Regions from separate parts of the Mus musculus genome. Here all the other regions are linked to region 4. The links are chromatin loops, found by intact Hi-C in ENCODE. Cell type or tissue: heart. All regions are shown on one strand. Links, peaks and the distances in the headings refer to the core of each region. The heading gives the core; the rest is flanking DNA.

Region 1 (5,607 bases), core at 1-5,000, 65 kb after region 4:
GGATATTTACTCATAAGCCTCCCAGGTATTCCTGCAATACCTGACGACCTTAGAGTCCCTCTGCCTCCATATCTCTTTGTCAGAGATCTCCACCTGCTAGCCTGTAGCTCCGCCACCCTCACGACCTGACTTAACCCCTGAGACCTTCCTTCTTTACCTGGCACCAGGATGCTCCTGAGGGGCTGAACCTCCACACCCTGCAGGGGGTACTGTAAGGGGGAGTTGGCGGGAGCTATCAGCAGCTGGTCAGCCAGGGACCGGCTCCTGTAGTGTAGAGGTGATAAAGGAGTCAGTAGGAGAGGAGCTCTTTCTTCCAACGGGGTCACTACGACACCACTGGCCTCCCTGGGAAGAGCTGGATCCTCCTCTCTCACTGGTACCTTGCAAGGAAGGCCTGGTATTCCTGCTCCCTGGCGACAGAAACAGCCCTCAGCTCCTCAGCGTCAAAGGCTTTAGTGAGGTCAACCGCCCGAACCTGTCTCAGAAAGGGCAAGGGAAGGCTTCCTCCCTTGGATTCACAACTGCAGTTGTTCTGAGCCAGCAGCCTAAAGGGAGGAGAAGCGGCTTCAGAGTCCAGGTAGGTACCTAAGCTCCATTTATCTCACAAAACGCACAGCGCTGCACACTTTGATCCCTCAACTCTGCCCACAGGTGAGAGACAGCTTATCCCTTAAATCTGTGCGTTACAGAGGTGCGAACTAGGGCCAATTACTAGGATGTCTACGTAGCCGCCATCCAGGAACCCTTCTGGAATCTCAAGTCTAAATCAAGACAGCAGGCAGTCTCCGGGTGCTCTTTTGCCTGTACATCCTCCCACACTCCAGTGGCGGCGACAAGGTTGAGGAGGATAGATTTGCCGCGCCCCTGTCTCCCCCCCAGTTCAAGCTTCGGTAGCCCTCTCCACCTCCCTGATAACTGCACCCAACCAGTCAGCAGTAAGCAGCGTCCGAGTCTAGCACTGGAGGAAACAAAAGCTCCCCGGCCACCCCCTCCAGCATGTTCTGCGCTGTCGCCGCCGCCACGCCGCGGTCCGCACTCACCCCACCACTTGCTCCTTGATCCTGACCGGGATGTGTGCGTAGCGAGGCTCAGGGGCAAGGTCTAGCAGATCGAGTCTCGGGGGACCTTGTGGGGGCGACCACAATGCCAGAGGGTTCGGGAGACTTGGCGCGTTTCGGGTGCTGGAGTACAGGAGACCCAGCGAGGCGCAGGCGAGCAGCAAGACTAGCGCATAGAGGGCCCGGCGGTCTAGCCGCATCCTGATATGGGGGAGGGTGAGAGGTGACCAGGCTCTCAGAGAACGTGAGGGCCGGGACTCTGGACCCCGCCGCCTCCGAGGCTCGCGCAGGTACCCAAGGCCAGCCATCTCCGCTCCGCACGGCGCGCACCCCTTCCCTCATGCTCACGCCAAAGGTCTCCCGGCCTCCTTTCTTCCGCCTCTCTCTCGCCTCTGGGCTTCCGCATACACCCAAGGCTTGCCGTGGTGACATGCAGTATCTTGGGTGCGCAGCCCTCGGGGACCCCACCCCCACCCCACGGGCAGCAGCCGGGCCAGGGTGCTGCGGAGGGGCGGCTGTACTGCACCTGGCGGGTCAGGGAAGGCACGGTGTCGCGCCCGCGCTCGCGGGTGCCCGGCCTCGGTGACCCTCGGGTGGCCTCGTTGAGCCACGGGCACGATGCGCGAGGCCAGGAGGACGCCGCTCCTGCCCACACCTCGGCCGCCGGGCGTGCCAGCGCACTGACCTGTCTAACGTTCTAAGGCCGCGGCAGGATCGCGGTCCGGGCAGTGCCCGGTTCTCCGCCCCGGCCGGGGGGTCCTCATGAGGCCGGCGACGGCCTGATGCGGGAGCTGGGCGGGAGGGAGCCCGACAGTGTCGGGGATCCGACTCCTCCCGCCTGCGGACTCCGGGGCTTTGTAGACCGCAGCGCGGGGGTGGTTCTGAACGTTTCCTGCCGGGGTGAACTGGATCGTAAATCCGCCGCGCCCCAGCCCCAGCGACAAAGCGGGGAAGCCCTGGCACCGCGTCGCGCTCCCAGGCAGCCGAGGGCTCAGGCCTCCGCCCGGCTCTCACACCGCAGCGCAGCGCCGCTCCCGGGCTGGCTGCGGCACAGGCTCGGGCTCTGAGCGGGGATGGCGAGCTCCGCGGCGCCGTCTGGCGGACGCGGAGAAGATTGCTTAGGCGATGAGCCCTCCCGGGAAGGTCCCCCCTTTTCACATCCCTTCGTCCCCAAACCGCGGTGTCTAAGATGCCAGTTCCCGGTCCCCGCCATTTCCCCACTCGTTCACAGTGTAGCCCCAGGAAGGGCGATTGGGTTCAGTATGCGGTCTAACCTCATTTCAAGGAACACTTGGATGGGGAAGATGAAATAAATAAAACCAGCCAGCCCTGGAGGTGAACACTGCCTCACGAGCAACAAAGACAGCGGCCTCTCTCTGACCTCTTGGCTCCGAATTCCAGCCATCAACCGAGGCAAGCCGTTACTCAATGGCCGGCCTACTTCCCCTAACTGCTTCTTGGTACAGACTTGAAGAGGAACCGCAGAAAGTGGCCAGATGGACAGTGAAGTAGGCCATAGGTGGCTTGATTCCCGACACTGACCAGAAACAAAGTCCTGTGGTTCTCAGAAGGATCAAAATTGAATAGAAAAATAGGTAAAACATAATGAAAAATGTGTCTGGGGGTTGGGGCTGTAGATAAGCAATATTGAATGAACTGTGTGTGTGTGTTGGGGAGAAGAGGGAAAACCCACCCTTAAACCAGAAGTTTCAGATCAAATGCTAAAAGTAGAATTACAAAACCTTTAAAATAAATCAAGGGCTTTTTTTCCTTTACAGTCGGAAGAGATCCCCTAAGCAAGAGGCGAAGGGAAATATTAGTAAACCTGTCTATATAAAACACTTACTGGAGAGATGGCTCAGCAGTTAAGAGCACTGGCTGGTCTTCCAAAGGACCTGGGTTCAATTCCCAGCACCCACATGGCAGCTTACAACAATAATTCCAGTTCCCGGGCGTCTGGATACCCCTTCACAGACCCACATGTAGATAGAATATTATTGTAAATAGGAATAAATTTATTTACAAAACACTTGATAGACATCGGGTGTAGAATGCAAAGTTAGGTTTTTATTACTGTGCCCAAGAACTCCGTGAATCAAAATGATCTTTGTAACCGGTCAACTCCCTGCCCGAGGACAGATACGCCACGATTCTCTGGAAGCTGTTACCCGTATCAGATAGCAAGCCACATGCGTTCACTTTTCTAGGGGATCACAGGGAGTTGAGAGGTAGGTAGGAGGAAGTATGTCAGGATGTATGCTTGCTTCCATCTGACCAAGGCATAGCCTGTGAGTTAGCCCTTTATAATCACCTGGCCATTGTAGCTGGTGGCCATTTTCTAGGAACCCTGGAGTGGACTGGCCAGAGTCCATCATCCTGGCTAGTATTAAAGCTTGCTTCAAATTTTGTTCAAAAATTGTGGCAGTCATCTTATTCTTGACTGGTAGAATCAAAACCGACGTGGCGCATGCCTTTCTTAACACCGTGGAGTCAGGAGCTGAGGAGTTAGCAGGTTTGGTCTGGTCTAAGTAAGTGAGACCCTGTCAGAAAGCCAACAGTTGGGTTGGGGGATATGGCTTAGTGGTTAAGAGCTTTTCTCCCTCTTCTAGAGGACCCAAGTTTGATTCGAAGCACCCATGTTGAGTGGCTCATAACTGCGCACTAGGAGACTTTGTGCCCTCTTCTGGTCTCCTCAGGCTCTCTCTCTCTCTCTCTCTCCCCCTCTCTCTCTCTTCTCTCTCTCTCTCTCTCACACACACAGCACACACATGCAGACACACGCACAAGTGTTGAAGATTAACCTCATTGAGAGAATGGTATTTTGAGATTTTTCATATATTGTTTCCCTACGCATGGAAATATCTTGTGAAGCACACACACACACACACATATGTTCTTCATACATGTGCGTACATGTGTCCGTGTGTTAGGATGTGGTGGTTTGGATGAAGAGGCTCCTCAATTGGCTGAGATATTTGAGCACCTGGTCTCCAGGTGATGTCACTGTTGGATGGAGAAGGCACCTTACAGGAGGAAGCGCGTCCTTATGGCTGGGCTCTGAGAGTTCAGAGCCTCAGCCCACTTCCTGTCCTCTCTCTAGTGGGTTTTGTCAGCTGAGGTGTGATCTCTCTCTCAGTCTCCTGCTCCTCCTGCCTTGCCTCCCCACCACAGTGAGCTCATCTCCATCTGAAATCACACGCTCTAACACAAGCGCTGGAGGGAGCAGGGCGGTTTGAGTTATGCCACCTACCTAACCAGTTTTCATTTTCCTCCTGCTGAGCATTCCGCTGAGCCTCAGCCTACTTCCTGTCCTCTCTCTAGTGGGTTTTGTCAGCTGAGGTGTGATCTCTCTCTCAGTCTCCTGCTCCTTCTGCCTTGCCTCCCCACCACAGTGAGCTCATCTCCATCTGAAACCACATGCTCTAACACAAGCGCTGGAGGGAGCAGGGCGGTTTGAGTTATGCCACCTACCTAACCAGTTTTCATTTTCCTCCTGCTGAGCATTCCGCTTACCATTTGATAACCACCGATGCTCCTACGATCCAGGGGCTCCTATTTCTTCTCTAAATGAGAAAACAGGGATTGCTTAGCTGAGGGGGCAAAATTAAGATTAAAACTCAACAGCGTCTATCCATGTAACCAGGGAATTATTCTGCTTCCAAGACACATGCACCACACAAGATGGCTATGAATCCCGTCTGACACAAAACCGTATGTTTAACTAAAACACAAATTTTGGATTTTTTTTCCCTTGTAATTCAATCTCATGGATCTGAAGTGTGAACTTTATGGAAAACAATGTAAAAAAAAAAAAAAGGTTGGACATATCTCTCAGTGATGAACCCCTCATCCATGAAAGATAACTAACAATATCAAAGAATAGAAATCTATATTTTTAATTTCACTATAAAAATGCTCTTAGCTGGGCATAGTGGTGTTTACATTCCCAGCTACTCAGGAGGATCAGGCAGGAGGATCACTTGAATCTGAGAGTTTAGAGAACTCCTGGGTAAATATATGTTTAAAAAATGCTCTTGAAGCTAGGCCGTAGTAGGGCATGCCTTTAATCCCAGCACTCAGGAGGCAGAGGCAGGTGGAGTTCTGAGTTAGAGGCCAGCCTGGTCTACAGAGTGAGTTCCAGGACAGCCAGGGCTACACAGAGAAACCCTGTCTTGGAAAACACTGCCCCCCCCCCCACCCCACCTCCACCCCCTGCCAAGTGATCTTGAGGGATGTAGAAAGATGGCTCAGGGGTTATGATCACTGGCTGATCTCCCAGAGGACCTGAGTTTGATTCCCAGCACCGACTTGGCCATTTATAAGAATCTCCAACCGGTAAAACTCAAGAAGAACGAAGACCAAAGAGTGGACACTTTGCCCCTTCTTAGAATTGGGAACAAAACACCCATGGAAGGAGTTACAGAGACAAAGTTTGGAGCTGAGACAAAAGGATGGCCCATCTAGAGACTGCCATATCCGGGGATCCATCCCATAATCAGCCTCCAAACGCTGACACCATTGCATACACTAGCAAGATTTTGCTGAAAGG
Region 2 (5,737 bases), core at 489-5,488, 110 kb after region 4:
GCAAGTCCTGATGGGACATGTTCGGAGAGTCAAATGGGGAATTTACTGAACCTTAATGTTTGATCATTGAACGTTGGTGATCAGCCTCAGGAACGGGTCAGATAAGAAAGTGGCCAGATAAGGAGTCTAGTGGTATAGCCCAGGAGGGAAGAGGGGAGGGGCAGGACCAACCAGTACCAGGTTTGGGCCTGTTAGAGTTCTTCATAGGAATGGCTCAGCAGTTAGCCTAGAGCCGTGCTCTGTTCCCAGCGCACACATCAGATGGCGGGCAGCCACCTGTAATTCCAGTTCCAGGATATCTGAGGCTCCTGTGAGCACATACCCACACACATACACACAGTTAAAAATACTAAAGTACATTTCTAAACAGAGGTAAAAACATCTTTGAAAAATAAGAAGACAAAACAGGCACAAAAATACCGTAGAGTTAGCCTCTTAAACTGATAGTTACTTAACCGGGTTTCTGCTTTCTCTGTTCTGTTTGCTGCCCTTTTCTTTGTTTGTTTACTGGCACAGAATCTCACGTATCCTAGGCTAGCCTGGAACTCTCACAGAGCTCAGGATGACTTTAAATTCTGATCCCCCTGCCTCTGACTGGAGAGTAGAGGATTACAGGCTTGTACCATAATACCCAATGTGCTTGGGTGTGGGATATTTTATAGTTTAGATTTTTTTTTTTTTTTTTTTTTTTTTTGGTGTTTCAAGACAGGGTTTCTCTGTGTAGCCCTGGCTGTCCTGGAACTCACTCTGTAGACCAGGTTGGCCTCGAACTCAGAAATCCACCTGCCTCTGCCTCCTGAGTGCTGGGATTAAAGGCGTGCGCCACCACGCCTGGCTTAGTTTAGAAATTTTTGAAGAAGAATCTATGATTATCGAAAAGTTTCAGAATATTAACGAGGCTTAATTGCAAAGGTCACAGTGGTTTTCCCAAGGGGAGCTGGAAACTACAGGTGTCCTCTGTGTTCTGAAGTGGTGTCGCCCCCTGTGAATACCACACGTAAGCTTTTTTAACTGTCATCTTATTGCCTGGGAACTGATAAGGCTCTTGTTGCCCTGACTTGTCATCTCTGCAGGGCAGCTTGGTTCTTTCCTCTAGGAGCTTTGAAAATTGTTCATTTGTTGGGCTTTGTTTGTTTGTTCGGTTTTAGTTTTGTTTGTTTGTGGTTTGTTTTGTTGTGGGGTTTTTCTTTGTTTTGCTTTTCAGGACAGGGTCTCCCTGTGTAGCCCTGGCTGTCCACAAACTCACTATATATACCAGCCTACCCTCCAACATGGAGATCTGCCTGTCTCTGCTGGGATTAAAGGCCTGTGCCACTACTGCTGGCTTCACCCTGGAGAGATGGCTCAGTGGTTAAAAGTGCTGCCTCTTGAGTTGAACTCCCAGCAACCACTTGGTGGCTCACAGCCATCTATCGGTCCTGGGATCTGATGCCCTCTCCTGGCACAAAGGTGTACATTCAGATAAAAAAAATATCTGCATAAAACAAATAAGTCTTTTTAAAAAATTGTTGTGACCAATGTGCAATTCTTCTTTGAGACAAGGGCTTGATATGTATTCCTGGCTAACCTGGAACTTGATGGGTTGACCAGGCTGGATTTCAAGTTGCAACCGTTTTCCTGCAGCCTCCTGGGTACTGAGATTACAAGCAGGTTACCCTGCCCATCATGAAACACTTATTCATCGTGTCTGTGTATCTGTGTTCATGTCCATGTGCATGTATGTGCATGTATGCCTGTGCTGGTACCTTTTGGGGCCAGAGGTTAGCATTTGCTCTTGTTCCTCTAGCCAGCTTCGGTGGGGTTTTGTTTTGGTCAGGGTCTCACTGCCTAGCATCACCTAGTAGATGGAGGAGGTTGGCTGGCCGGAGGGCCCAGGCATGCTGTCTCTACCTCCCCAGTGCTAGCATTGCAAGCATGAGTGTTGCCGGTGACCTGCTGGGATTACCCAGCTTCTGGGGATCGACACAGGCCCTATCTAGGATAACTTTACTGACTGGGCTATCTCTCCAGCCCTGGAGCTCCTTTTAAATATCTTTTTTTTTTCTTTTTGTTTGTTTGTTTTTGAGACAGGGTCTATGAATCCAAGGCTTGCTCCTCCAACTGATAGATGTGCCTGCCTCTGCCATCTGAGCACTAAAATGAACTTCCTGGCACTATGCCTGCCTGTATTCTTCTTCCTGAGACAGGGTTTCTCTGTGTAGCCCTGGCTGTCCTGGAACTTGTTGTATAGACCGGGCTGGCCTCGAACTCACAGAACATCCACCTGCTGCTGCTTTTGTTGTGCCAAGAGTAAAGGTGTGCACCACCACACCTGGAGTAAATTTTTTAGAGGTTTATTTATTTATATGAGTACACCATTGCTCTCTTCAGACACACCAGAAGAGGGCATCAGATCCTGTTATAGATGGTTGTGAGCCACCATGCAGTTGGTTGCTGGGAATTGAACTCAGGACCTCTGGAAGAGCAGTCAGTGTTCTTAACCACTGAGCCATCTCTCCAGCCCCTCTGTTGAGTTTTTATTTTCTTCCATTATAGTTTAGCTTTCTAAGAACTCCTTTTGTTTATTTGAATGGTAGTTGCACACACACACACACACACACACACACACATAATTTTTTCTTTTAAAGGTCTGGGGAGATGGCTCAGTGATTCTGGCTGCTCTTCCAGAGGTCCTGAGTTTAATTCCCAGCAACCACATGGTGGCTCACAACCATGTATAACCATCTATAATTGGATCTGATGCCCTCTTCTGTTATACATGCAAATAGAGCACTCATATGTATAAAATAAATAAATATTTAAAAAAAATAGCTTGGGGGTGCTGCTGGAGAGATGGCTAGGAGGTTAAGAGCACTGGCTGCTCCTCCAGAGGTCTTGAGTTCAAATCCCAGCAACCACATGGTGGCTTATAAATATCGATAATGAGATCTGATGCCTTCTTCTGGTGCATCTGAAGACGGCTACAGTGTACTTACATATAATAAATGAATAAATCTTCTTAAAATATATATACTTTTGGGGCTGGAGAGATAGCTCATCAGTTAAGGGTACACACTGCTCTTCCAGGGAAGCTGGGTTTGGCTCCCCAGCACTGAGGTTTGGCTTTTCAGTTTACTGTGACTCCAGCTCTAAGGAATTCAGCGCCCTCTTCTGGCTTCCTTGGGCACAACACATACATGCAAATTAATAAACAATAAGAAAAACACAGCATTCTAATTACAGTGCTTGAGGGTGGAGCAGGATAATGACTTCTAGGTCTCCTGAGCTAAGTGCCACCCTGCCTGAAATGGGGATGTATTTCAGTGTTGCACATTCGCCAGGTATGGCTCCACATAGAGCCCTGGATTTGACTCACTGAAGGTTTCAGCCGTGCAGTGCGCTCTTTTCAGACGCACTGGATTATTCCACCGAGGACACTTAAGCCATTTTCCTGCTTGGCAATCTGTTTGCTCTAATTTGCTTTTTTTTTTTTTTTAATTTGAATAAGAGGGGTGTGCTCGTGTACGTCCATACGTGAGTGTTTGTGACATATCGAGGCCAGAGATCGGCACGGGCGTCTCCCTCTATTGCTCCCTACCTTTGTTTTTGAGACAGGGTTTTTGGTTGACGCTGGAGCATGCCAATTTGCCAATTTGGCTAGACTGGCTGGCCAAGAAGCCCCCAGGATCTGCCTATTCTGTTTGTCTTAGGGTTGTTATTGCTGTGATAAAACACCAGGATCAAAAGCAAGTTAAGGAAGGACATTTATTTGGCTTATGCTTCCACGCCACTGTTCATCACTGAAGGAAGTCAGACAGGGGAGGAACCTGGAGGCAGTAGCTGATGCAGAGACCATGCTGGGTTGCTGCTTACTGGCTTGCTCAGCCTGCTTTCTTATAGAATCCTGGCCCATCCGCCCAGGGATGGCTCCACCCACCATGGGCTGGGCTACATTCACTAATCAAGAAAATGTCCTATGGGCTGGACTACAGCCTGATCTTGTGGAGGCATTTTCTCAGCGGAGCACCTTTCTCTCAGATGACTCTAGCTTGTGTCACACTGACATAAAACTGCCCTGATGAGTTGAAATGACAGATTGTCGGCTGAGCTAGATTTTTCTATGAACTCAGGCCTACACCAAAACACTTTTCCATCTACCCCTGCCTCTTCCACCCCAGGCATCTCTCTAGCCTCCAATTTGCTTTTTCCTTTCTGACTTGCTTGTTTTGGTTTCTTTCTTGTGTATTAAGGATTTCCCTTAGATAGATAACTGTGCTTGGCTTTCCGAGTTTTTAACTGTGAGGTCTTATGAAGATCTGATCGAAAAGTCTGTGTGCAGGCACATAACCCAAGGTGTTAAAAGCAGGATATGTGTCTGTGTATCTTTTAGATTTTCCCCTGGCGTGGTGAGCTTCCCCGCAGAAATTTTCCAATGGTATATAATGTCTCTCGTTTGCCGTTGTCTAGGAATTGATATTCTCAGGGTTGCTAATTCAGTTACCGTCTGTTTCCAGCTTCATTTCCCTTTTGTTTTTACAGGTTTTCCCTTACAGTCTGGACAAACAGACACTTTACCCACATACCCAAGACCCAGCCCAACTTTAACCAGAAGGCCCTTATTTTTAGTTCTTCCTTCTCCTCTCCCCTGCCTTCCTCCTCCTTGTCTCCTCCTCCTCCTCCTCCTCCTCCTCCTCAAAGATTGCTATTCATAAGCTGGGCTGGCTCCTACTGTTCATCTTTTTGCCTCAGCTTATAATTATAGGCATCTACCTCCACTGTTGGCTCCATTATTATTTCTTCTTCTTTTGAGACAGAGTCTTATGTATTCCAGGCTTGAACCCAACTCTATGTAGCCAAGGATGACTGCTTGGATTCCAGGTGTGTACACCAACTGTGATGCAGCTTGAACCCTGCTAAGCCAGTGTCTGTGTGTATTTGAGAGTGTGACTCAAATATCGAAGGCTGGTCTCAAACTCACAATATGGAAGAGGATGACCTTGAATTATTGAGCCTCCTGCCTCTGTGTCATGAGTGTCGGGATTACAGGCATGCACTACCACACTCTCCTTCTTAAAATAATTTTATTGGAGGGCAAATTCAGGTTTTGACACAGATTATTTGGTTGTTGGTAATATATTATCATATATGTGTATATAAAAATATGTACATGTATATTTGTGTGTATATAAATGTAAATATGTACATAATTATATATGTACATACATAAATATCTGTGCGATATATGTATATTTTTATGAAGAAGCATGCTTCTGTATAGTATATTTTGAAAAGATATTAAGTAACTTCCAAAAATATCCCCCGCACTCACCATCCGCTTCAATATTCTGCCCGATGGAGATGCCATACATTGCAAGAAATATATGAAAAATAGTAAGAAGGTTTATTTCCGACAGCTGGGGATGAGACAACAGGCAAAAGAACACAGCCACATACCACACCTCAGGATTAAGGAGCGAGGAGGGGAGGGGCCCAATCTCGCCGATGATTGGTTGTTGCTCTTGGCCAATCAGAAACAGCTATTGATTTTTACTAACAATGCGACCCGCCTCCCTGGAGGCTTTGACGCCACGTTTACAAATGAGGATGCGTTACGTAAGAGAGAGCTCCCGGACAGCCAATGAAAGCTTGGGGCGCTAATGGGCGGGTGAGGCCGCTGCCAGGTTTGGGGCGGAAGGGACATCTCTAGCAGAGACGGAGCGGAAGATGGCGGCGGAGGTGCTGCTGTCCAGTCTGTTGG
Region 3 (5,737 bases), core at 432-5,431, 52 kb after region 4:
ACTGGAAGTGACTGTGGGTCTCTTATCTCCCTATGGTTCCTCAACATCCTCACAGCAGGCCCCCAGGTTCTTAGGCAGAGCTAAGAAAGGATATCTGAGGAAACGCCTAACACAGGGACTTTTTCCACCCAAGCCTGACCCAAGGAGGTACTCTAGAGAGTACTCCCTACAGGTCCGGATTGGACCCTGCTTTATAGAGGCGGGCTCAGAGCTGATGGAACAGAGGGTATTTAAGACCAGGAGATGCTGCAGGGGGCCAAGGACAAAATGAGTGGGCCACTTGCCTCTGGGACCTGCTCAGATCCGGAAGAGGTTTCTGACCTTAAGTCTCCGCTGAGCTCAAGGTTCAGAGAACCTCTCACCCACGCTCGGTTCCAGGAGCTCTTCGGGGGCGCAGAGCCGGAGCCGGAGCTGCCAGCGGAGCCCTGCCTACCCTGCTTGTGCAGGCTGCGGAGGAGGCGAGCCAGCGCCTGTTCTGGGCCGGGGGCGTGGCGCGTGCTGCTGGCACGGCTGCCCCCGCTGCGTTGGCTGCCCCAATACCGCTGGCGAGCCTGGCTGCTCGGAGATGCTGTGGCTGGAGTAACCGTGGGCGTTGTGCACGTGCCCCAGGGTAAGAGTCCCCAACTTCAGCCCGTTGGAATTCCAAGTTATGGGGGGCTTTCAGGGCAGGGCCCTGGGAAGCTGAGAGTCCAGCAGTGATGTGGAGGACTTGTGTCCCTGCATGGGGGAGGATCAGAGAGGAGGAGCTTGAGGTTCGGTTTGAGAGGACTAAGGGACTCCATCATAATTCCCCACCCCCATCCCTCCACATCTGTGCAATTCTGCGAGATATACTGGACTCTGTTCTGCCTCAGAGAATTGTAGAGAGGCACAAAACCTGCCACCCAGGACGTGGGCAAGGATCTGTGACCTTGTCAGCCTCACGACCTCCCACTGAGGCCCATTAATTAACCTTTCCGTTCCCTCCGGGGCCATGATTGATAGTATCTGGTGTCAACCCAAGAGTGTTGGGAAGGGCAGTATCTGGAGGTTGTGCACCCCACCATCCCCACCCTCATCCCATCCCCACCCCACCCCACCCCGATTCCTTCTACTTTTCTACCAGGCATGGCTTTTGCCCTCCTGACCTCGGTGCCCCCGGTGTTCGGACTCTACACGTCTTTCTTTCCTGTTCTCATCTACAGTTTACTGGGCACTGGGAGACACCTGTCCACTGGTGAGTGGCCACACTGCTCATGACTTTGCTTCTCTTTGGGATGAAAATAGACAGGGACTTGAGGCATACCCTCATCCCTTGAGATAGGGTCTCATTTTATAGTCTTAGCTGGTCTGAAGCTCCCCACAGACCAGGTGGTCTTAAACTCAGAGATCCTGCCTCTGCCACTTGCGTGCTGGGATTAAAAGCAGGGGTCAAACACACCTTAGCAAGGCTGCTACTTGGAAGCTTTGGGGCTGTATTCCCCTCTGCCCCCTTCCCTCTCCTACTTGCCACCTCTCTTGGGATCCACAACCCATTTCCACCCCCTTTGCACAGAACTCTGTCGCCTCCCTAGGCTTGTTGGAGTGGGTATAGAGGCGACAGTTTACAAGGATCTCCTTGTCCCCTGTGACATTTGGTTAAAAGAAACAACTTGAAGGGACCATGACCTTGAAGGGAAAGAGGTGCACAGTGGCTCACGGTCCAGTGAGAGCGTGAGGAAGGGGCACTTTTTTTTTTTTTTTTTTTTTTTTTTTTTTTTTTTTGCCAGTGGGTACACTCTTTTCTCCTTGCCCACTGGTTCCATGGGTGCGCTCTTCCGCATCGGTTCCTGGCTGCTGCACCAGCTCGTGATCCTAAGGTCTTCTAAGAGAGCGGATGGGACGCATGTGAGACTCCAGAACTGTGCGAGTCACGGCTGCTGCTCTGCCCCAGGCTGCACGAATGCTAATCTCTGCATTTGGCCCATGACTGCAGGAACTTTCGCAGTACTCAGTCTAATGACCGGTTCTGTAGTCGAGAGGGTGGTGCCCGAACCCCTCGCGGGGAACCTCAGTGGAATCGAAAGGGAGCAACTGGAAGCTCGGAGAGTTGGGGCGGCAGCCGCTGTGGCCTTCGGGAGTGGGGCGCTAATGGTAAGCGAGGACTCGACCCGGGTGAGGACCTTAGATGAATCCACCGAAAAGGACCAACACAATTGTGCCAGAGGATAGAGGGGAGGATAAAAACACCATTGAACTTGGCTTCCAGTCCGGAGTGGCAGATATATCGTGGGGAAGCTGGTGCACTGTGCGGGCTGGTCTGTTGGAGGTTTCGCACCACGCCCCGACCCCACCTGTCGCCGCCTTCTCTACAGCTGGGGATGTTCGTGCTGCAGCTTGGTGTCCTGTCCACCTTTCTATCGGAGCCTGTGATCAAGGCGCTGACCAGCGGGGCCGCGCTGCACGTGCTGGTGTCCCAGCTGCCAAGCCTCTTGGGATTGTCTCTCCCACGCCAGATCGGCTGCTTTTCTCTCTTCAAGGTGGGGGTGGGGAAAGAGGTTTCTAGATGTCACGGGAAAGGGTGGCTCGATAGGGACGGTGGGTGAAGGGGTTAAGATAGGCAACAAGGAATGAATGCAAGGAACTATGGCGCTGCGTGAGAGCGCTGGGGACGTAGAAGCCTTGATGGCCTCTGGAAAGAGAGTTTTGCCCCGGCCTAGTGGGTTGGTATTGAGTCTCTCGGGGTCAGTTAACGCTGGTACCCGGCCTTTGCACACTGTCCCTGCCCGCAGACGCTGGCCGCGGTGCTCAGCGCCCTGTCCCAGAGCAGTCCTGCAGAAGTGACCATCTCGGCGCTCAGCCTGGTGTTGCTAGTGCCAGTCAAGGAACTAAACGTGCGATTCCGGGACAGGCTACTTACTCCAATCCCAGGAGAAGTTGTCATGGTGAGGGCGGCTCTAGATCCCTGGACCCCGCTGTATCCGGATCCTCCCCATCCAGTGAGATCTAGAGGCTGTCGCCCCCTTGTGGAAATCTCAGGAGTCACAAGCGAGAGATCACGGTGACGCGTACTTTTCCAAGCATCTTTCCAGAGCAGTTGAGCCATCCGAACTCCCCCGCTACACATACACACACCTGAACTGTTCCACTACCGGAGTCGAGCGTCAGGCCTCTCTTTGCTCCTCTCCTTCCTTCCCACTGCACTTTTTCTCTCCTCGGGGACCCTCACTGTAATTCCTTTCACTGCCCGCCCAGATAACTCCTCCAGTGTAAATGAATGCCACAGCTTTCCACAGGCAACTCACATGTGCTCTCCGCTTAGAATGGCTCACTTGGCTCAAGTGTGTCTTTTGTGTCCATCAATCCCAAAGGACCTCCTCTTAGATCCTTTGTCCCTCTCTCCGGGCAAACACGGACTCTTCCTTCAGTGTAGGTGAGTTAGTCTGTGGCCTCATCAGCTGCTACACTCTAGAGAGGCCCCCACACTCGCAAAGGGATTCTCTTTCATGTTAAACCTCTTTCTTCTAAACCGGGCAGTGGTGGCACACGCACTTGTGAGGCAGGCGGATTTCTGAGTTCGAGGCCAGTCTACAAAGTGAGTTCCAGGACAGCCTGTCTCAAAAACAAAACAAAACAAACAAACAAACAAAAACCCAACACAAACACACACACAAAAACAAACAAAACGAAACAAAAGGTGTGATCGTTTTCAGGTGCTTCTGGCTACGGTGCTCTGCTTCACCTCTTCCCTGGACACAAGATACAATGTCCAGGTAGTGGGACCATTGCCTGGAGGGTAAGAGAAAGACTTCGCCCACCTCTCCCAAGATACCCCTCCCCTGCCCCGCCCCTTCCTGTTTCCTGTCTCCTCTGTTCCCTGTAGCACCGGCGGCGGACCCACCCTTATCCTGGCTTTCTCCTTCCCTAGATTTCCCCAACCCCTCCTCCCCACCCTGGATGAGCTGCCCAGGATACTGGCCGACTCCCTGCCTATCTCGTTGGTGACTTTTGCTGTGTCCACCTCTCTGGCCTCCATCTATGCAGACAAGTACAGCTACACTATTGAGCCCAATCAGGTGTGACTTAATTGTGAATGTCATCCCTTTTCAGAGTTAAGCCCCTTAGCCTCACTCCTCCCCACCCCACCCCACCCCGTGCCTACGTCTTCCCCATCTTCATCCTGCTGTGTCCTTCTAGGAACTCCTGGCCCACGGTGTCTCCAACCTCATTTCTTCTCTCTTCTCTTGCTTTCCCAACTCGGCCACACTGGCTACAACCAGCTTATTAGTGGATGCTGGTGGGAATACACAGGTAAGGGTATCCTTGAGAGGATGAGGAGAAAGGATGGGACATTCAACAGGGGTGGCAGGAGAGAGTGGGGAACAGGTGGATAACCCAGGATTTAGCATCTACATATTCCAGGATGGTAATGGGATTATGAAGAGGAGGGTTAGACAATAACGGAACTCCATGAGGACCTCTGTTGGCCGTAAGCAAAAGCTACAATGCCTCAGACCTGATTAAAAATAAAAACAGTAACATCAAGGTGTTGTATTACATACCCAGAGTTCTGGAACTAGGAAGGCTGACAGAGCAGAGGATTGTCTGGGGCTCAAGGCAGGCTGGGGCACATAGTGACTGTGGAAAGGGGACTGCCACCATTCTGTGGAGATGGCTCAGTGGTTAAAGCAGAAGCATTAGCACAGGGGTTCAAGCCTCCAGGTCCATGGGTATGGTGACCTGTCTAGAAGGCAGGGATGGGGGCAGGAACCCAAGAGCTTTGGGTTCAGCTGAGAGATCCTGCCTCGATGAATAAGGTGATGGGGGAGGAGGCCCAGTGTGGAATTCTACAAGAACTGGGACACAGGTATGTTGTCCCTGCACACACTTGTGCTTCTACGCACATTCAAACACACACACACATACCTATAAATGTAGGAGATAAAATAATTCTGATGGTTCTCATAAGGATCTCAAAAACAAAACAAAACAAATCAAAACAAAATAAAACCAAAACCTTCGGGTTGGAGAGATGGCTCAGCAGTTAAGAGCACTGGCCACTTTTCCAGAGGTCCTGAGTTCAATTCCCAGCAACCACATGGTGGCTCACAACCATCTGTAATGGGATCTGATGCCCTCTTTGTTTGTTTATTTGTTTGTTTCGAGACAGGGTTTCTCTGTGTAGCTCTGGATGTCCTGGAACTCACTCTGTAGACCAGGCTGGCTTTGAACTCAGAAATCCACCTGCCTCTGCCTCCCAAGTGTTGGGATAAAAGGTGTACACCACCATTTCCCTGCCAGATGCCCTCTTCTGGTGTGTCTGAAGACAGCGACAGTGTAGTCATGTACATAAAATAAATAAACCTTTTAAAAACCCAAAAACCAAAACAACCAAACCACAACAGTAAACAAAAAGAAAGAATGGTTACATACCACTCCTACCTTTATATGTTTTGTTTTCCCTGCTATATCCTACACAGATGGCTAGCCTGCTTCTCAAAGCATCAGTACCAAAAGACCTTTGCAGATGGCGATGGGCTATAAGAATGGGGAGGTTGAACTGTGCACATCTGGGAGGGACTGGCAAGTGATAGACATTTAGCTGGGGGGAGGGGTTAAGTGTGATTGGCAGAACATCAAGAACGGGGTGAGAAGGGCATTTTCTGTGTTGATGGAGTTTTGGGAGGAAGGAGACTTTTCTGGGGGAGGAGGGAGAGTTTTGAAGAAGATGAGACAGGCTAGTCGGCCAGGGAGAGAAGCTCCCACTCGGGTCGGGGTG
Region 4 (5,737 bases), core at 315-5,314:
AGGTCCCTCCCTAGCAGAAGCAGTCTGTGAAGGAAATAAGAGTTGCCACCAGTTAAGCTAAACCAGGAGCGGAGAGACATTCCATGTCCCTAATCAACTAAAGCTGCATAGAAGATTCTAGCTCTGTCCCTTTCCCATCATGCTCTCTGCTGTGCTGACCTGCCTGCCTTCTTCCCTCCCTCCCAGCTCCCAAGGCCTTGCACCTGAGTAGTTTCAAGTGTCCATCAATGTATAGACACTGCAAAATGATCCAATGGCCTTTTCACTGCGGAGTGGTTACCATCACACTCTGGCATAATTTTAACAGGGTAGGGGAAGACAGCCCAGGGGGTCCCTGGGGAAAGGCAGTGAGCACAAACGTTTGTGCAATCTCAGGACTTCCTTTCCTTCCTGCGAGGCTCTGTGTGTGTGGCTGCATGGGTCCCAGAGCCTGGCTTCTACAGAGCCTAGCTTCTACTTTGCCAGGCTCTCACCTGCCGCGCCCTTCTCAGCCTGTGTCCACCCTCTGTCATGTGCTCCTGCTGTCCTGCCTTGGCACGCTCACTCAGCCATCTCATCCCCATGGGGCCCTGGAGCTGTGGGTCGGGCATGGGCTGTGGCGTACAGTGGACGGACGGGAGTGTCCAGATGGATGGCGCGTGGACAGGGCCATAGCAGAGCTGCAGGTTTTGCCACTTAGAAGACAGGGAGATGCCGGGCATTGTGGCACACACCTTTAATCCCAGCGCTCGGGACAGCCAGGGATACACAGAGAAATCCTGTCTCGAAAAACCAAAAAAAAAAAAAAAAAAAAAAAAAAGGAAAAAAGAAAACAGGGAGATGGAAGAACCGGCTAGAGCCACACACTGCTAGAGCAAGGAGGTCCCTTGACAGGGCCTTGATTGTCCTTTATTCTCTCTTCTCCCAACCCCCACGCTCCTCTGGGTGACTATTTTGGGTCACCGGCTTTTCTTCTGGGCTCTCCCGTGCGGCTCACTCCGCAGCTGGTACGTGACAATGCAGATCTGCGTTGTGAGCTTCCTAAATTGGAAAAACGACTTCGGGCTACGGCTGAGAGAGTTAAGGCCCTGGAGGGTGCACTGAAGGAGGCCAAGGAGGGCGCTATGAAGGACAAGCGTAGATACCAGCAGGAGGTGGACCGCATCAAAGAAGCCGTGCGGTACAAGAGCTCCGGCAAGCGGGGCCATTCTGCCCAGATCGGTGAGTGGATGTCAGCTGGTGAGACCGCATCGCCACCTGAGGCAAACGCAGCCAGTCCCTAAGTGCCAGACCACTCAACGCTTGCTTTTAGTCCCCAGCCTTTCCACCAGAGGATGACGCTGTCAGTTTGTGGTTTGCTGGGGTTGACCTTGGGGCCAGGTAGACTCGGGTAACCGATGATAGCTTTCTCACGGTTGTTTCTTCTGTTCTGTAGCTAAGCCTGTGAGGCCTGGCCACTATCCTGCCTCCTCACCCACCAACCCCTACGGCACCCGGAGCCCCGAGTGTATCAGCTACACCAACAACCTCTTCCAGAACTACCAGAACCTGCACCTGCAGGCTGCGCCTAGCTCCACTTCAGATATGTAGTGAGTGACGTGGGTGTGGCCGCAGTTCCAGCCCAAGGCCATCTGGGCCCTCTGAAGGCATTAGGGTGGTGTCAGCTCTTGGTTCCTTTAAAAATGCATTTCCTGAGTCCCGTGGTTTCTAACCCTTTTCGCGGTCTTCTGGGTCGTGGTTAGGAGGTGGGTGCTTTCTCCTTGTCGCCATGATTGGTGGCCTCTGTTGCAGGCATAGAAAGGGTGAGTGACCGGGAGGAAGGTGGGCATAGTGGCTCTCAGAATGGTGGGCTGCATCTGTATTCTGCTCCTTCCAGCTTTGCCAGCAGCGGAGCCACATCTGTTGCCCCCTTGGCTTCCTACCAGAAGGCCAACATGGACAATGGTAAGTGATGAAGACGCAGGATTCCCAGGGAAGATGAGAGGTGTTTACAACAGACACGAACAGAACCTTCCTCTCACTGGAGGGTCAAACAAAACGATACTGTCAGGGAGAGCTCGTGGAACAGCCTGTGCCTAGTGTGGTTTCTGCCCTGCATCCCATTCCTGGTACAGCTGGGGAGGGAGGGGTTGTACCGGGGTTGGGTACGATTCATGTGGACCAGCTTTCTCCTAAGGGCTTGCTTAGGTCTCCAGCCAAACCCACTATTTTCTGGAGTGGTGAGGGTAGAGTGCCTCAGTTTACCAGTTCAGAGGCATGGGCTTCAGGATGGGAGGGGTTGTGAAGACTGTTCCTCACGCCAGCTTTTTTCTAACCCTGTGTTCTCATCCCTTCAGGAAATGCCACAGATATCAACGACAACAGGTACTCAGACTTGGGGTCTCTGGGCGGGACCCAAAAAAATCGAATAACACTTCTCTAAGAGGACTTCCCTGGAGCTCTGGGGAGGAGGGAAGAAATGAGGCAGGAGATCCAGGCACTCCCATGGGTACTTTCTCCGTACCTCAGGGAACGTTCCGACCTTGGGCAAGGCCTGAGGTTCCTTAGGAAGCCTGCATCCTTCCTGCCCTCACCCGCCCTTCAGTATCTCAGGCACGCTGTCAGAGTGCTGGCCGCAGTGGGGGCAGAGCTGTTGACAGGCTGTTTCTTCCTCCAGGAGTGACCTGCCGTGTGGCTATGAGGCTGAGGACCAGGCCAAGCTTTTCCCTCTCCACCAAGAGACAGCAGCCAGCTAACTCCCAACCCTGGCCACATATCTGCACTTTCAGGTAGCTGCAGGCCACTTCCCTCCCTAGCCCCAGCCTCCTCCTGTCTGGCCATGGCTGCTTCTCCTGTTCATGTGTATGTGTATATGTTTGTATGTGTCTGTATGTGTGTGTTGTGTGTGCATGAGTGTACCCACATCAGGAGGCCAAGGTTAGTAGGTGTGGGTGTCTTCATTTGTGTGTGTGTGTGTGTGCGCGCTCACATCCACAGGCCAGCCTTGGTGTGGGTGTCTTCCTCTCTCACTTTCCATCTTACTTTTTGAGGTCTCTCACAGAACCTGGAGCTTGCTGTTTTGGGGTAGACTGGCTGGTCAGTCACCTCCCCACCCTCCCTCTGTCCCACCCCACCCCCCATATCTGCCCATTTCTGTCCCCTGGGGTACTGGGGATCCAAACATAGTCCTCATGTCTGTTCAGTAAGCACTTAGTGACTGAGCCAAAATCTTCCAACTCCTGCTTGGCCCTGTATGGCTGCACGAGGCAGAGGCAGGGAGATCATGAGTTCAAAGGAGTCCTGGATTCATGAGACCCTGTATCAAAACCAAACAGAAACATTTGCTAAAAAGCCCAAATCTCATTCATAGCCAACCCTGACCTCCCATGGCCCCAAGCCTTCCCTTAGGTGCTGGTGGTAATCACAGTACTCATTTCTACCACTAGGGGTCACTGTCATACATTAAAATTTTTGTTAAAGGCAAGGGCTGCTGTCCATCGGTCTACTACCTTGTGCCTTTACCCTAAAATAGCCTTAAAATAGCCTTAGATACACAGAGATGTCTAAGCCACCTCGTGTAAAGGTGATGTCTGCACTACTCCTGGATTGACATATGCTGCCAAAGACTCTCGGTGTCTCTAGCTAGAAACAACAGTACGGTCAGTAAAAATGGAAACCAGCTGCCTCCCCATCCACTAACCCTCCAGCTTCAACACCTCCCCAATCACACCAAGTCCCCGATCACACCAGGACCTGGTGTCACCGGGCATATTCCATGTTTGTTTTAGACCCCAGATGGTCAGAGAGACCTATGTTATGGTACACTTTATAGCTCCTTTGCTGAATCAAGAGAAAATGTCCAGTCTTGCTGAGATGCACGAGGCCGCGTCCCTCCCAGGCTTTCCCCGGACAGTGGCTCAGGCAGAAAAGCAGGAGAGAAAGAGATGTGTTAAGGGGGAGAGGATGCTGGCAAGACTTGGGGTGGAGAAACATGGATTGGACTGGCTGGCAGTGGGGGGTGGGGCTGGCTTCGTGGTGTTCTATGTTGTCTGTTCCTACACAGAGGCCAGGCCGGGCTGGCTCCTCACACCCTCTTTCTCTTTCTTCCCCAGTTTCTAAGAGGGACTGAGGCCTCTTCTCTCAGCATGCTGCAAAACCTGTGGTCTCTGACACTAACTCCCTCCCCAGCCCGTGATGTTGGACTGTTTGATGTCTCCTCCTATTCCGTATCTCTTTGTACTCTGTATCTATCTATCAGAAGCTGCTGCTGTCTCTCCTCTCTGTCCTCCCCTCTAAGTATCTGATGATGTATTTAGCAGTTTTTAAGCATAGTCTCCCTTCCTCGTTGGGCGTTAGGGAGGAGGGAATATTTCTTCTTTCTTCCATAGACTCGTTTCTTACACCGAGTGATGTCAGTCACTGAGTAGAGGTCACAAAAGATAAAGGAAAAATGGGAGCGGGGAGGCTGCCCTTCTTCTCTCTCACAAACACACGTGTACACGCACACACGCATGCACACACAGTGTACATACAAAGCCTTAAGCAGAGGAATGTCTTAGCATCTACGAAAAGAGAGAAATAGACCCCTTCCCTCTTTACACAGAACACAGAGGAGGCCCCAGTGGAAGGTTGCGACACCGCTCTCTCCCTCACACATACGCATCCCTCACCGGAGTCAGCACACTGGAGGCGGTCTCCTCTGCCCTGTGAGGTCTGCCTTGTGCTCCCTTCCCTGGTTGGAGAGCATGGACTACTCAAGGGACTGTTTCCCTTTCTGGCCCAAGCCTCTTGTACTTTCCACTCCAGATATCACAACCAGAACTTAGAGTTGGTTTAAAACATCTTCTGAAAATTCGAGAAGGCGGACTGCTGAGAAACCGCTGCTCACCTGTCTGTGCCAATAGTTATACGCAGGTGGAGTCAGAATGGTTGGCTCCCTGGCTCTGGGGAGTGAGCAGGCTGAGGGACTACTGTGTGCTACTCTGTCACAGAACCCTCAGGTTGAAGCTCCAAGCTCGTTCTTTCTCCCATATTGGGCTGTGTGTGCTTCCCACTCCTGACTTTGGTTTGGGGCTTCCGGTTTGTTGGCATAATCGCCGTCTCTAGATGCCGTCCCTTCAGAATGGAATCTGGCCTGTTCCCAGTATACCTTCCTCCCCCAAACACAGTTCCTTCTGTAATCTCCATCTGGTCCCAAGTGCACTTTAAAGACAGGGGTGGGGGAGCAGGTTGGAGCATGGTGGCAGGCGGCCTCCCTGACACAGGAAAAAGCTCTGCTGTTGATCCCAGCACTGCAAAAGCAAAAAAGCAGAAGCTGGGTGTAGTGGCTCACACTTTCGAATGTTGCTCTCAGGAAGCCGAGGTAGGAAAATTGCTAAATTTGAGGCTATCCTGGACTACACAGTTAGATCCAGGAGAGCTTGTACTATGACGGGAGGAAATCCTATCTCAGAATGAAGGAAAGGGAAGAAGGAAGAGGAAGGAAGGAAGGAAGGAAAAGTAAGGAAAGGGAGGAAGGAAGGAAAGAAAGGAAGGAAGGGAGGAAAGGAAGGAAGTGGGGACAGGACAGTTTTTTTCCGAACTGGCAGGGGCTAAGAGCATGAAATTAATGCTTTCCCCACTGCCATCTCAGCTCAGGTCCCCTCCTGCCCAGCACTGAAGAGGACGGACGTTGCTTTAGTTCAGATGGTCCTGTCCTCCCATCTGCTAAGGTATTTTTCCAGACAGCTGCAGGGATGAAGGTCAGTACTCAGCCTAAGCCAAGAAAAACAGTTGAGTA

What was found. Peaks named below come from ENCODE experiments on the same cell type or tissue, not always from the same donor. Only the 100,000 strongest peaks of a DNase experiment are listed, where the experiment ranks them.
Region 1: it touches region 4 in a loop (6-fold over the local background); 25 of 42 quality-filtered maps call a loop at or near these places.
Region 2: a loop joins it to region 4, with 4 times the contacts of the local background. A loop is called at or near these places in 14 of 42 quality-filtered maps.
Region 3: it touches region 4 in a loop (4-fold over the local background); 30 of 42 quality-filtered maps call a loop at or near these places.

What each region holds. Positions count from the first base shown.
Region 1 is chr10:127,161,656-127,167,262 of GRCm38, reverse strand. It overlaps B4galnt1 (beta-1,4-N-acetyl-galactosaminyl transferase 1), which reads right to left and starts at 2,107. Exons shown (of 11, transcript NM_008080.5): 1 at 1,744-2,107; 2 at 1,041-1,259; 3 at 381-545; 4 at 158-264. The coding sequence starts at 1,258. Gm51819 (a long non-coding RNA gene) reads right to left here. Exons shown (of 3, transcript XR_003949045.1): 2 at 4,572-4,621; 3 at 3,580-3,598. In heart, for the core only: no CTCF peak of the experiment used is centred there; DNase peaks (open chromatin) are centred at 172, 1,182, 1,302 and 2,062; H3K4me3 peaks cover 2,489 bases; H3K27ac peaks cover 1,528 bases; H3K27me3 peaks cover 4,273 bases.
Region 2 is chr10:127,121,085-127,126,821 of GRCm38, reverse strand. Os9 (amplified in osteosarcoma) reads left to right here and starts at 5,662. Exons shown (of 15, transcript NM_001171026.1): 1 at 5,662-5,737. The coding sequence starts at 5,704. In heart, for the core only: CTCF peaks have their summits at 1,402 (motif pointing left) and 3,151 (motif pointing left); a DNase peak (open chromatin) is centred at 3,151; H3K4me3 peaks cover 1,330 bases.
Region 3 is chr10:127,175,104-127,180,840 of GRCm38, reverse strand. Slc26a10 (solute carrier family 26, member 10) reads left to right here and starts at 259. Exons shown (of 18, transcript NM_177615.4): 1 at 259-610; 2 at 1,106-1,216; 3 at 1,955-2,112; 4 at 2,334-2,498; 5 at 2,751-2,903; 6 at 3,672-3,754; 7 at 3,887-4,034; 8 at 4,156-4,269. The coding sequence starts at 268. In heart, for the core only: a CTCF peak has its summit at 2,987 (motif pointing left); DNase peaks (open chromatin) are centred at 2,290 and 2,930; H3K4me3 peaks cover 3,656 bases; H3K27ac peaks cover 299 bases; H3K27me3 peaks cover 4,146 bases.
Region 4 is chr10:127,226,755-127,232,491 of GRCm38, reverse strand. It overlaps Kif5a (kinesin family member 5A), which reads left to right. Exons shown (of 29, transcript NM_001039000.4): 24 at 984-1,200; 25 at 1,415-1,568; 26 at 1,856-1,923; 27 at 2,316-2,343; 28 at 2,636-2,747; 29 at 4,071-5,737. The coding sequence ends at 2,714. Among named protein-coding and RNA genes, the nearest start is that of Pip4k2c, 18 kb to the right of the region's middle. In heart, for the core only: a CTCF peak has its summit at 3,394 (motif pointing right); a DNase peak (open chromatin) is centred at 1,425; H3K4me3 peaks cover 422 bases; H3K27ac peaks cover 280 bases; H3K27me3 peaks cover 3,004 bases.